2 separate regions of the Homo sapiens genome follow, and region 2 is linked to region 1. A link is a contact called in ENCODE Hi-C or POLR2A ChIA-PET data. All regions are on one chromosome and are shown on one strand. Each heading gives the region's core, a stretch centred on a gene start or an enhancer-like site at or near the end of the contact. The rest is flanking DNA. Distances are from core to core; before and after follow the strand shown. Region 1 overlaps LOC124904939 (a long non-coding RNA gene). Region 2 overlaps APCDD1L (APC down-regulated 1 like).

Region 1 (6,535 bases), core at 3,003-5,502:
GTTCCAGCAGGACTGAGCCCTCTGCCAGCCAACGTTTTCCTATTCATTCCAGTGGCCCCAGCCCTCCCTGTCGGCTGCCAGGAATGTGTCACTCCTGCTTCGGGGTCCCTGCTGCCCCCTGCCCCACTCAGAAAGATCCCTTGGGGCTGGTTGGGGAGGCAGCCTCCCCCTCCTCCTCTCCCTGAGCTCTGCTCAGAATAAAAGCTCCCGGGGTCCTGGCTGAGGATGCTGTGCCCTCGCCCATCCGTGGCCACTGCCAGCCATTTGCATCACAAATGAGGCACAGTCGTGCCGTTGGGCACCAGCCTGGTGCTACCCTCGGTGACTCAAGGACACAGGCCAGGATCCAGCTGCTGAACGTGCTGCCTTGCCCCACCCCCAGCCGCCTAAACTGTGTCGCTGGGGAAGGATGCCCCGGTCCCCAGCCTGCCTGGGATCCTCCTGGCCTGGGCAGCTCTCCCCACCAGCCAGGAGAGCAACCATCGTCGGGGTGATAAACCCAACGCTGGGCAAGGAGCGCTCTGCATGTCAGGTGGGAACTCAGCACTTGGCAGACATTCTCTCTGTTAGCTTTCACGGCAGCCTGCTTTACAGAGGAGGAAACTGAGGCTCAGAGAGGGTGAGTGACGTACCCATGGCCGCTCAGCTACTCAGCTATACTCAGTAGAACTGGGGCTTGAACTCATGTCATTCTACTCTAGAAACTGTGCTGTGAGCACCGGCTGTCCCTTCCAAGGCCATCCGTGCTTACCCTGGGCATGCAATAGCTGTGCTCTGGATGAATAAAAGTGACCAATAGCTGCGCACTAGGTGAATATAAGTGACCAAGAGCTGTGCATTGGATGAATATAAGTGACCAATAGCTGTGTGCTGGATGAATATAAGTGACCAATAGCTGTGCACTGGATGAATATAAGTGACCAATAGCTGTGTACTGGATGAACAAGTGACCAATAGCTGTGTGCTGGGTGAGCGAGTGACCAATAGCTGTGCTCTGGTTGAATAAAATTGACCAATAGCTACGCACTGGATGAATAAAAGTGACCAATAGCTGTGCTCTGGATGAATATAAGTGACCAGTAGCTGTGCTATGGATGAATATAAGTGACCAGTAGCTGTGCTATGGATGAATATAAGTGACCAATAGCTGTGCCCTGGATGAATAAAAGTGACCAATAGCTGTGTGCTGGATGAGCAACAGTGACACAGAACGAGAAGTGAGAAGTGGAGGGAGTCGGACGGAGAGAGGCAAAGGTGGAGTAGTCAGCGTGACTCAGAGGCAGTCACTCCAACAGAACATGAAAGAAAAGCAGAAATGCAGGCAAGAGAGAATGAGGGAGACAGGCAGGAGAGAGAGTGACACTGAGGTGAACAGAGAGGGGCCTGGGGACAGGGTCTCCTTCTGGGGTGACGGAAATGTTATGGAGTTAGATCATGGTGACAGTTGCACAACTTTGCATACACACTAAAACCCACTAAATTGTGTACTTTTGTTGATTGATTTGTTTTAGAGATGGGGTCTTGCTCCGTTGCCCAGGCTGGAGTGCAGTGGTGTGATCATGGCTTGCTGCAGCCTCAAACTCCTGCGTTCAAGCTATCCCTCAGCCTCCCAAGTAGCTGGTGACCACAGACACTCACCACCATGCCTGGCTAATTTTTTTTTGAGTTGGAGTCTGGCTTTGTTGCCCAGGCTGGAATGCAATGGTGCAATCTCAGCTCACCACAACCTCTGCCTCCTGGGTTCAAGCGTTTCTCCTGCCTCAGCCTCCCAAGTAGCTGGGACTGCAGGCACATGCCACCATGCCCGGCTAATTTTTTGTATTTTTAGTAGAGATGGGGTTTCACTATGTTGGCCAGGCTAGTCTCGAACTCCTGACCTCGTGATCCACCTGCCTCAGCCTCCCAAAGTGCTGGGATTACAGGCATGAGCCACCGCGCCCGGCCGCCTGGCTAATTTTTTAAAAACGTTTTTTTTTTCTCGAGACGGGGTCTCCCTATGTCACCCAGGCTGGTCTCAAACTCCTGGGCTCAAGTGATCCTCCTGCCTCAGCCTCCCAAAGAGCTGGCATAAGCCACTGTGCCTGGCCTAATTTACAAACTTAAAAGAGCAAATTTTGTGGAATATGAATTACATACTATTTTAAAACACAAGAGGACATCAGGCAAACCCGAACTGAGGCACACTTTGCAAAATACGTAATACTCTTCACTATGTCAAGGTCACAAAAGACAAAGAAAGCCCAGGGAAAGGCCCCTGGGTGGTTGCAGTGTGACGTGAGATCCTGGAGCAGAAAGTGGACATCAGGAAGAAGCTGTGAGTCCTGAACGTGACCTATGGTCTGATTCATATTATTGCATCGGCCGGGCACAGTGGCTCACGCCTGTAATCCCAGCACTTTGGGAGGCCGAGGCAGGTGGATCATCTGAAGCCAGGAGTTCAAGATCAGCCTGGCCAACATAGTAACACCCCGTCTCTACTGAAAATACAAAAAATTAGGCAGGCGTGGTGGCACGTGCCTGTAATCCCAGCTACTCGGGAAGCTGAGGCAGGAGAATCACTTGAACCTGGGAGGTGAAGGCTGCAGTGAGATGAGATTGCACCACTGCACTCCAGCCTGGGTGACAAAGCAAGACTTGGTCTCAAAAAAAAAAAAAAAATTATTGCATCAATGTGAATGCCTTAGTGTTGCTGATTGTCCTGTGGTTTTGTAAAATGCTAATAGGAAAGAAGCTGGGTGAAGGGCGTATGGGAACTCTCTGCACTTACTCTCTTTGCACCTTTTCTTTCTTTCTGGAGATGGTGGTCCTGGCTTGCCAGGGTCAAGCTCAGGGCTTGAGTGGGATTACAGGCATAAGCCACGGCGCCTGGCCTCACCTGCCTATTTATGATTACAGCAATTTGCAGGACCATAGTTTTGTGTGCACCAGTGAAACAGCTCACATGAGAATGATCTGCGCTGTGCACAGTGCTTCGATTTTGTGTTTTCCACTGATGACATGTTGAGGTCCAGGGAGGAGGGGTATAGGTGAGGCCCATTCTTGGAAGAGCAGCCCCCACCCACCCCAGGGCTCAGCCCTGTCACACCCGTCCCCCGAGGACTGGCATTTGGGCATCATCACCTTTTTACTACTTTCATCACCTTCTTCAAACGGGCCATCCGTGGAACTGCAGCAGGGCAGCGGGTCGGGGGTGGGGGAAGCGTGGGCCTGGGCTGGGGGTGGGCTTGGGGGCTGTGCACTGCTCTGTAGGCTCCCCGAGGCTCCTCTGATAGAAATCATCCTATCAGGATGCATGATCCAGGACAGTCACGCAGGGCTCAGAAGCCAGGACAGTCACTCAGGGCTCAGAAGCCAGGACAGTCACGCAGGGCTCGGAAGGGCCCTGCTCAGGGTTTCCTGCTCTGCTGTTACCATCTTGAAATTCTTCTTTCTTTTTTTTTTTCTGAGACAGAGTTCTCACTCTGTCACCCATGGGCATGATCTCCACTCACTGCAAACTCCGCCTCCCAGGTTCAAGTGATTCTCCTGTCTCAGCCTCCTGAGTAGCTGGGATTACAGGCGTGCACCACATTCCTGGCTAATTTTTGTATTTTTAGTAGAGACAGGGTCTCACCATGTTGGTCAGGCTGGTCTTGAACTCCTGACCTCAAGCGATCCGCCTGCCTCGGCCTCCTAAAGTGCTGGGATTATAGGCATGAGCCACTGCGCCCAGCCCATCTTGAAATTCCTGGTAATGTTTCAACAAGGGGCTCTGCGTTCATTTTGTCAAACTTCATGTGGACATCTGACAACAGCGAGCACCTTCGGAGCCCTGGTCATGTGCCAGCTCTGCCCTAGGCCAGCCACACACACTGCCTCCTTGAATCCTACTAGCCGTTCTGTTACAGGCATGGTCATCATCAACCCATTCTGCAGATAGGGAAACTGAGACTCAGAGAGCTCCTGATTCAGGCAATACCAGGTAACATCAGCTTTGAAAATCAAATCTGGCCAATCCCTTTTTTTTCAAACTGAGACCCAGAGCGGCTAGAGTTGGCTCAGGGACACGCAGCCCCTGTGTCTCACTGCAGGGTTCCCAGCCATTCCCCAGGGAGGAACAAGAGACCATCTGCCCCCCGGGTGCTTTCTCCGGGCCTTTTTGGAAGGCCCCATTGGCTGGGTTCATTTTGCCACATTTCCTTTCTTCCTGGCTGGTGGGGAGGACTGTCTCAATGAGGGGTGAACAAACCCCGGTTTTAATCAGAGCAGCCACTTCCTCTCACCAGAGAAGAAACCCGCCCTCTCACAACCCACTTTCTATATTTAGACCCAGGGCCTCGCCTTGAGCTGGGCCAGGGCTGGGTGTGGCGGGGCCTGCGGCTGCTTCCGGCTCTCGGGAAGGAAGTTTCCACCTGTTTCCCAAGAGCCAGAGACACGAAGCCTGCAGGTCCTAGGCTGAGTGCAGGATTCTTGAGCCCACAGGGGCCCATAGGACAGTAGTTCCAGCCTCCCCCTCTGCAGCTCCACAGCCATGTGGGGGACAAGGCCCATTTCCAGGACAAGAGAAGCCCACTCCCATTTCATTCATTCCTTCAGGGACCTGGTGTTTTCTGGGTGCCTCCCACAACCCAGGTGCCGTTCTAGACTCTGGGGATACGGCAGGGAACAAGACAGGCCCCTGCCTTCACGGAGCTGACAGTCTAATGGGAATGACAGAAGTAAATACAATAAAAATAAACTAATAAAACAGAAACCGGATATAACTAAGGAAAGGTAATGAAGGCATAAATCAGGCAGATGGACCAAGAGGCGTAGTAGAGTGGGCAACACCAGGGGCGGGGTCCCAGGGCCTCTGCAGGCCCCTGGGGTGTGGAAGGGCCTGGAATGCAGCGACAGACTGAACAGGGCTTAAGGCAGAGAGGACAGAGCGTGCTGATGTCACAGCCAGGGCTCTTGTGCCTGGTGTGGGAGCCAGTCAAGCTGGAGACAGGGGTGAGGTCAGGCCCTGCAGGGCCCGGGCACTAAGGCAGAGGTGTGGATCTCAAATACCAAGAGAAACCACCCAGCGCTTTTGAACCTAGCGTGACATGCATCACGAGCTGTGTGGTTTTTTTAAAGCTCACCCCTACTGTGATGTCAAGAAAGGGAGGCAAGGGGCCAGGGGAGGGAGTCCAGGCCAGTTGGAGGGGGTCCAGGCCAGCATGAAGGGGGTTCAGGCCAGTGTTGAGAGGGTCTAGGCCAGTGTAGAGGGGGTCCAGGCCAGCGTGGAGGGGTGGTACCCCAATAGTCTAGGGCACTGGCTCTCCACTGGGGCCATTCTGCTCCTCAGGGGATGTTGGGCAATGTCTAGAGACATTTTTTCTTGTCATAGTGGTGGTGTGCTACAGGCACCTGATAGGCAGAGGCCAGGGGTGCTGCCAAGCATCCTGCCATGTCCCCACAGCGGAGAAAGATCTGGCCCCAAATGTCAAAGGGGTGGCGGTTGAGAAAGCCCGGCCTAGCGGGAGGAGGTGGTGGCGAGCAGGGCGACAGTGGTGGAGGAAAGTGATGTGCCCCGTTCTGGGATCCAGGGTGCATGGAGCATGGATGAGGAGTCACTTGGCATTCTGCTCTGAGTATTTAAGAGTGACCCATGAGAGCTGTAAACTCAAGTCTCAAGTGTGGGTGACCTCCAACACCCAGGCAAGGGTTCGCCTAGCATGAGCTCCGCTGCCGAGCGCAGTGTCTGCAGGACTATTCTGCACACATCTTTGGCAGTGCCCCCATGTGGTGGCAAGATGCCCCGGCATCAGTGACCTTCGGCAGTCAACCCCCAGCAGTGGGTTAAGGAAGACTTCGGTGTCCTTGGAAGATTGAAAACGAGAGAGGACTCGAGAAGGGGGTTCTGGGCTTCTTGCTAATAGAGAATCTGGGTACCTGAGTGATTAAGGAGCAAAGGGACACAGTCATCTGGGGATCATAAATTGATGGAGTGGCTTATTCTGACTTCATTAGGAGTTCCCAGGAGAGCCAGGGAAAGGGGAGGAGGATTGCTGGGTTCAGGAAAGGCACCTGTCACACGCGTGCCTCACTGACTTGCTCGTTGCTCCAAGAACATAGTCAATGCTCCCTCTTCTTTGCATCTCCAGCTTCAGTGCTCTTCAGTTTGTCAGGCGCCTGCAGTCCCAACCCTGGGAGAGCACTCCTCAGCTGGCAGGCTCCAAAATACCCAGGACGAGGGGAAGGCAGGAATGGCGTGGATGGGGCGGGAGGCTTTCCCCATCTCCCCCAGCTTCAAGCCCTTGTCTCCCCTTCCTACTTAGAAGATGCTTCCAATGTGGGCCTGCCAGCTCCAGCTGACAGCACCAGGCACTGTCCCAGACACCACCTGAAAAACAATCAAAGGCAGTGAACAAACCATGAATCCCTCAGGAAATACAGACAGTTAAACAGTACACGGAGGAATGCACAGCCTTGCTGATCGAATGAGAAAAAAAAATCGATAAAACAAGCCCAGTGCTGCAAAGGATGCGGGGAAAATAACACATCCCTTTGCTGTAAACAGATTCCGATTTTG
Region 2 (6,535 bases), core at 1,337-3,836, 1.0 Mb after region 1:
ATCACAGGACAAAGACCCATCCTCACTAAGAGTTTGTTTTGTTTTGTTTTGAGACGGAGCCTTGCTCTGTTGCCCAGGCTGGAGTACAGTGGCATGATCTCGCCTCACTGCAACCTCCACCTCCCGGGTTCAAGTGATTCTCCTGCCTCAGCCTCCCGAGTAGCTGGGACTACAGGTGCTTGCCACCACGCCTGGCTAATTTTTTGCATTTTTAGGAGGTGGAGTTTCACCGTGTTAACCAGGATACTCTTGGTCTCCTGACCTCGTGATCTACCCACCTCAGCCTCCCAAAGTGCTGGGATTATAGGCGTCAGCCACCAAACCCGTTTTTTTTTTTTGTTTTTTTTTTTTTTTTGCCATTTCTCTCAAAATACGTTATTGATTCCATTTGAATCACTTACTATTTTGGGTCTTCCCGTAACTGATGTTGGGGCTGGTTGGCTCCAGGAACCATCAGGTTTCAGCCCATTTTATTGATAAAGAAACTGAAGCTGGCAGGGTCGGGGGTGGGGGAGATGGAGGCTCCAAAACTAAGAAAGGAAAGCCTTGGGTACCTGTGTGAGGCTGAGGCTCTCCCAGTCTCCCTGACCTTTGGGGGATGAGAAGCTTGAGATGGAGTCTCAAGGCACCTCTTACCAGGCCCTGTGGCCTCCTATTTGGGGAGAGCAGTGGTCTTCAATGCCTTTCTAGATATATCCTGGCTACTAGAAAACAGATGTCCTCAAGTTCACAGGCCTGGGTTCTGCTCTGCTCATCTGATTAGAAAAAAAGTCAGCAACATCGAAATTCCAGGCCAGTATAGTGTGTGGGTGTCATCTTGCTGCTTGAATTCGGAGTCTCCAATCAGGTCTTGGAACATGTATTCTTTTAACTGGTATTTATTGACCTCCTACTATGTGCCCGGCACCATTCTAACACTGGGGATCCACAGAGAACAAGACAGACAAGGACCCTGCTGGCAAGGAACTCATTCTAGAGGAGAGGGGCTAACAATAGGTGAAAACCAACAAACGGGATTTTTTTCAGATTTCGGCCACTGACAAATGCTGTGATGAAGTCACTGCGCTGTGGTGGGCGCTATCTTTGGGGTGGTCAGGGGTGAGGTGGGCAGAGCCTTCCAGGTGAGGGAGAACTGGAGCCAAGACCTTGAGAGGGACTGGGTTCCATGGGACTGCAGGAGAGCAAGGAGGCCACTGTGGCCGAAATGGAAGGTAGAGGTGTCAGGTGGGCAGGAGGAGGGTCTGTCTGGAAGCTTGGAAGGGTGGTTTTAGGGAATGTCGACAGGTCATTTGTGCTCATGCTGACATCCATTTAAGCGGGGTTGTGTGTGTGAGAAGGAGCAGGCTTTCAGTCTCAGAACCATCAGGAGCGGACTGGAGGCTGCACGCTACTGTTCAAGTCCCCTCTTGAAGTGGGAACAGCTCTTCCCTGCTTGTCTCCGGTCTGCGATGCTAATGGGTATGAATCAGCCCTGACCAGGCCCTGATGCAGTGCTACATTCTGCGTCAGAAAGCTCCAGTCCCTCGTGTCTGAGTCACCTGTGCCCCCAGGAGAGGATGCACAGACCAGGGCCACGTGCTGGTGGGCCTGCGTCACCAAGCCACACACTGCTGTTCAGCCCGGTAGCACCGCTGGGAGATTAAAAGCATGCGCTTAGTGAAAGGCAAAGAGCTTCTTTTGATAACCAGCATCTGTTAGTTAATGGACCTCTGAGAGCTGTATACAATTTCAACTTTTTATTAAAGAAAAAAAGCTCATTTGCTCTCCTGGGAGTTGCACAATGAAATTATCAACTGCATGGGCTTCCCACCCACCCCCCACCTTTCAACGTGACTGAACATGCAATGGAGAACATTAATTTTATCTGGAAATAGGACTCTAGGCTTTCCTCCCCGTCTGTAGATGAGAGCGCTCTCACGTTTTATGTGAAGGGCAGAGACTTAAGGGGCGGGAGCAAAGGGCTGGAAGGAAGGCTTGGTGCCCATGGGCCTCTGGCCCTGTACCAGACAGTCTCAGCCCCTCAGCCTCTGAAATGACCCCTTCCTTTATCAGCCCAGAGTCTTGGAAGCCCTGACCTTCTGCCTGGGAGAAAAGGGATGGTTGCCCTTTCTTCAGCCTTCGTAGCTCCGAGCAGCATCACCTGCCCCCAAACTAACAAGCCCCAGCGAGCAGAGAGCAACTAAGTCCAACTGAGGGGATCCAGGAAGCTGCTGTCCTGCTCAACACACTCCTTCTCATTAGGGATGGCATCCCACGAAGCAACACTAAATTGCCTTCCCCAAATAAAATCAAGGAATCCTATTCCCTCCAAGAGTGAGGAGGACACCCCAAGCCCGTGGGCTGTGATACAGAGGCCCGGATCTCAGGCTCTGGAGCCCAGCCCCTTCTCTCTGTGCCTTAGTGTCCTCGCGCGCAAGACGCAGAGACTCACACACCTCTCACTGACTCAGCTGGGCCTCTCGAGGGTCGCTGAATCTGGTAGATGGAGGTGATCCGTTCACGGGTCTCAGTGTGAGGCTTAACAGGGATAACCAACATTTACTGAGTCACATATTTATTGAAGTTCTTTCTACCATGCACCAGGCACACTGGACCCTTCCGGAAAGATCGCAGGAAGCGAGTCAGAGCCGAGTCTTTTTCGTTGGAGCTTACATTCTAGGCAAATAAGGTCATTTCCGCCAGTGATCAGTTTTCATGACAAAGAACATACAACTGTGATGCAGTGGACTGACAGAAGGACCAGGGAAATGGGGCTGCTCTTTGGGATGCGAATGGTGACATCTTCAGGAGACAACATCTGGTCTGAGACTTGATTGAAAAGAAAGTGCTCAACTTCTGAAGGTCTGGGGGAAGAGAGGCTAGGCGGAAATCAGGGCTTGTGCAAAGGCCCCAAGGCAGCAAGAGCTCCTGTGATCAAGAAACAGAGAGAAGGCCAGTGTGGCCGGGGCATGTGGAGGCGTGGCTGAGCCTTGCAGGCAACAGCGAGCCAGAAGTCGGGCTTTTATTCTGAGTGCAGTGGAAGCCCCTGGGGGGTTTTCAGCAGGACAGGCAGTGGCATGAAAGCAGAACTGAGAGAGCTGGGGTTTACCTCCACTGGTTTTATTCTCTTTCACACATTCTCTGGAAGACACTCCACTTCCTTTCTTTAGAACTGTAATTCCCTTGGTTGACTTTAATAACCAGCAAGAACATTTTTCAGGCTGTTTAATTTTATTAAAAGGTTCAAATTTGATGATAAATGGTGGCATGGTTACTTCAAGCTTCGGATACAAGACCTGCTCAGCCGTGGACATATCATCGACACCCACTGCCATCCCCACCAGGAGCTCCCCCAACCCTGATGTAGTCTGAGACCGTAAATAATGTAATGATTTCTTGTACTTTGGTAAATATGCCAGGAACACTTGTAGCTGTCTGAGAGCTACAGAGAATACTAACTTGGTGGGCTTTTTTTTTTTTTAAGAGGAAGGATGGGTAATAAGTGGAAGCAATTTCAGCAGGCTGACTGAACCCCACACAGTCTCAGGGAGGAAAAGGGCTTCCCTCTGAAACCATCATTAACCTCACAGACAATTGTTCAAAATCTGTGATAAGAGCTAGAGATAGGGATCAGGAGGAGGAAGGAGGGGGTGAGTCATTGGCCCCCAGTCCTGAAAACCCTTGGGCCCACCAGGATGCCAGTTAATTTCACAGTGTACAGATGAGGCCCTGGGAACATGGGCAGAGTCCCTGGGGAGGCACAGCCTGTTCCCACCATGATGACAGTCCCCTCTGAGCAGAGGACACCAATATATTAGGATTATGGCAAGGAGGCTGGGCAAGGCGGAGCTGCCTAGATGTCGCCATGTAGCCTGGTGACCCCGACCTCTCCCTAGGGTGGGCCCAAAGATACACATTCGGAGATTCTCTTCCTTTGTCAGGCAGGCACAGGCAATCTTGGCAACCGAGGATGGCTGGGCAGGGCGAATTGCAGAGCGCGTTAGTGTTACGGCTGTCATTACTATTAACTATGTTCAGAAGGCTGGAAATGCTGCTCCCCTCCAAAGACCTGCCCCCAGCAGCCAGCCTGGTGCACACTGGCATTTGCCTGGGCCAGGAAGGCTTGGAGGCCGCAGGCTGCTCTGGGGAGGCCATGCTTCTCAGCTTAGATGGAGTCCTCTTCATTTTGCATGCTGGCCCGGGAAAACTGGATTTATCCACATGCAGTGTTGGCAGCTTGAGGTCCGACTCGCAGAAGCACAGGCAAATGCAGACGAATGCCAGCAGTCAGGACTCAGGAAAGCTGAGCTGCCCCTGAAGACACAAGCCCTTTGCCCAAAAGCTGAGAAGCACTGAAAGCCCGAAGTGGCATCTTTAATTCATGGCACCACTTAGAGATCGTATTGCTAAATTCGAATTAATAATCTTTAAACAACAACCTACAGACATGGCAGAACTGTAGGCCTCGTCCCTAGGCAGAGCCTCAGGATCTCCTCTTGCTCCCATCTTGGAATCCCAAGGGTCAGGATGGGAAGAACTGGGGGGAACATGGGATGGGGGTGTTCCGTGTGGCCCCCTGACTGCACCTGTTGGCGAGCTGCCAAGGATGAGGAAAGTAGAAAAATTGGGAGTGATCTTTAGAAACTCACGTAGCGATGAACATCACTGCCGCATCCAAGTGCTTGACTGGGGACCCGGGCTGTGGGATGTGGTATAGGCTTTGCAGGGGTTAAGCTCATGTCCTGAGCCACATGGGACACAGGCAGAGTTTGGAAGCAGTGGGGCTGTGCATCCATCCATGACAGAGCAGAGGAGAATGGTTCCTTCCCTACAGCTGCCAGGAGGGAGTCTGAAGGGTTGAATGGGTGTCCAGAGCCGCCATCCTGATGTCAAGTCCAATGTCATAGCCAGTGGAGGAAGGCCAGCCCTAGAACTAGGGGCAGAAGTGGGAAGGGGGCTATGTGAAGACCCCCTGTGCTGGGGTGCTTCTGCAGCGATGGCCTGTGCTGCGGTGGCCTGGAGAAGTCGGGGGCCTCCCCATGACAGAGCACCAGGGGTGCTTGGTAGGAGGTGGGACGTTTCTCTGGGGTATCGGGACTTGAGCCATCGGTGGGCCTTTGTCCGATGAAGAGCAGGCTTTGCCCGAGGGGGTCTTGTTCCATCTTGAAAAGCTCGTACTCCACATGCGGGAGCCGGATGCCCAGCGGTAGGCAGCCGTTGGTGGCTGTGACATCCCGCTCAGTGCCCATGGACCAGGCCCCCGCACCCCCACAGCTGCTTGGCTCAGAGAAGTTGAGCATGGCCGTGGTGACCTGGTCCATGGGGGTCACATGGGCCCGTGTGACCTCAAACACCAGCTCGGTGCCGCCGCGGACCCTGGTGGATGGCGTGCCCCTGGTGTAGCGGCCGGCGGCATACACGGTGAAGGTGGGCTGCCGGCAGGCTGGGTCTGAGAAGTGGTGGTAATACCCTTCCCAGGAGCGGCTGTGCCCGTGGAAAGTGAAGAGCCGGGTGAGGAACAGGACTGCTGGGCGCACCTCGCACCCCGAGCTGACCCACCAGCCGCCCAGGTGCAGGGGCAGGGCCAGAGGGGGCGGCAGCACGGGCGGGTGGTGCACATCGGAGCGGGCAATGAGGCCACAGGCTGGGCACGGCTGCACGTGGTGCTGGCAAAAGACAAACAGAAAAACGGTGGTTGTCCCACATAGAGAAGTTGGGGTGCAGCCTGGAAAGGAACCCCAGCTCTGTAGGGGTGTCAAGGCAGGGTGAGGTGCGGCCTGTCCCTCCCTCCTCTCTCTCCTCACTCCCTGCCTTCAGTCAGGACGACCTCCTTGCTTCAGCCAGGATGGCCTCCTTGATGGAGGTCAGCCCCTGTATCCCCCGGGCCTTGGGTCTCCTGCTGTCTCTTCCACCTGGAATTCCCCGCCAGCTCCTTCTTACCTCTTAGGTCTCAGCTGGGCACCAGAGAGAGCTTTCCCGAATGCCCCATGTAAGGTGGGCCTCAGGGCTGTCACACCACCCTCTTTTATCTTCCTCATTCCACCCCCTGAGACTCTCCTCTCTCTACCCCTCACCCCTCATCAAACTGGAATGCATCGTGCCTTACAGTACTAAAAAGCCCTAGAAAGCCGGGACTGTCTCTGCGGCTACCCCATCCCCACCGCACAGGGCTTGGCTCACAGCAAGCACATATTTGTTGCATGAATAAATGAGAAATGAATGGAAGCATAGGTGGCCTTCGTCTTGGGACCTGAGAGAACTTGTCCTTGCTCATGCCCAGTCTGCTTGGTCCTGGAATTTGACCGTGAAAGTTGATCTTTTTCTAGCTCACTCTTCTAGGTGTTTCAGAAGTGCCAAGAACTATGCTAAGCACTTCCTGGGCAACTGGTACATGTTATAGCTGAGGGAGCTGAGACCCAGAGGGCCGGCTGGGCTGCCCAGGTTGTCCAGCCTGGAAGTGGCAGAGACCAGCTGAAATGCAGCCTGGCTTACACCCGGCTGTCTGAGCTCCCCCTCTCATGTGCTCATAGCAGGTTACATCTTCCCTACAGGTGGA

Evidence for each region. A loop is a pair of places that touch in the nucleus more often than their neighbours do. ChIA-PET counts read pairs that join two places held with the same protein, here RNA polymerase II (POLR2A). Pooled maps may share reads with other maps.
Region 2: a pooled map shows a loop between it and region 1 (10-fold over the local background). The contact joins two enhancer-like sites. A Hi-C loop is called at or near these places in 1 of 37 single-sample maps with no recorded cell type and 2 of 50 pooled maps. POLR2A ChIA-PET finds 5 or more read pairs at or near these places in 1 of 52 experiments (activated CD4-positive, alpha-beta T cell).

Annotation. Positions count from the first base shown.
Region 1 is chr20:57,428,804-57,435,338 of GRCh38, forward strand. LOC124904939 (a long non-coding RNA gene) reads right to left here. Exons shown (of 2, transcript XR_007067672.1): 2 at 5,858-6,346. Among named protein-coding and RNA genes, the nearest start is that of RBM38-AS1, 39 kb to the left of the region's middle. RefSeq lists enhancers at 3,938-3,987, 4,849-4,928. Within about 2 kb of position 4,253, at least 16 of the 41 ENCODE cell types and tissues checked have a DNase peak (open chromatin) inside an H3K27ac peak, as active enhancers do.
Region 2 is chr20:58,455,910-58,462,444 of GRCh38, forward strand. It overlaps APCDD1L (APC down-regulated 1 like), which reads right to left. Exons shown (of 4, transcript NM_153360.3): 4 at 3,192-5,645. The coding sequence ends at 4,881. Among named protein-coding and RNA genes, the nearest start is that of APCDD1L-DT, 56 kb to the right of the region's middle. RefSeq lists enhancers at 2,746-2,885, 3,016-3,125 and a silencer at 4,912-5,100. Within about 2 kb of position 2,587, at least 2 of the 41 ENCODE cell types and tissues checked have a DNase peak (open chromatin) inside an H3K27ac peak, as active enhancers do.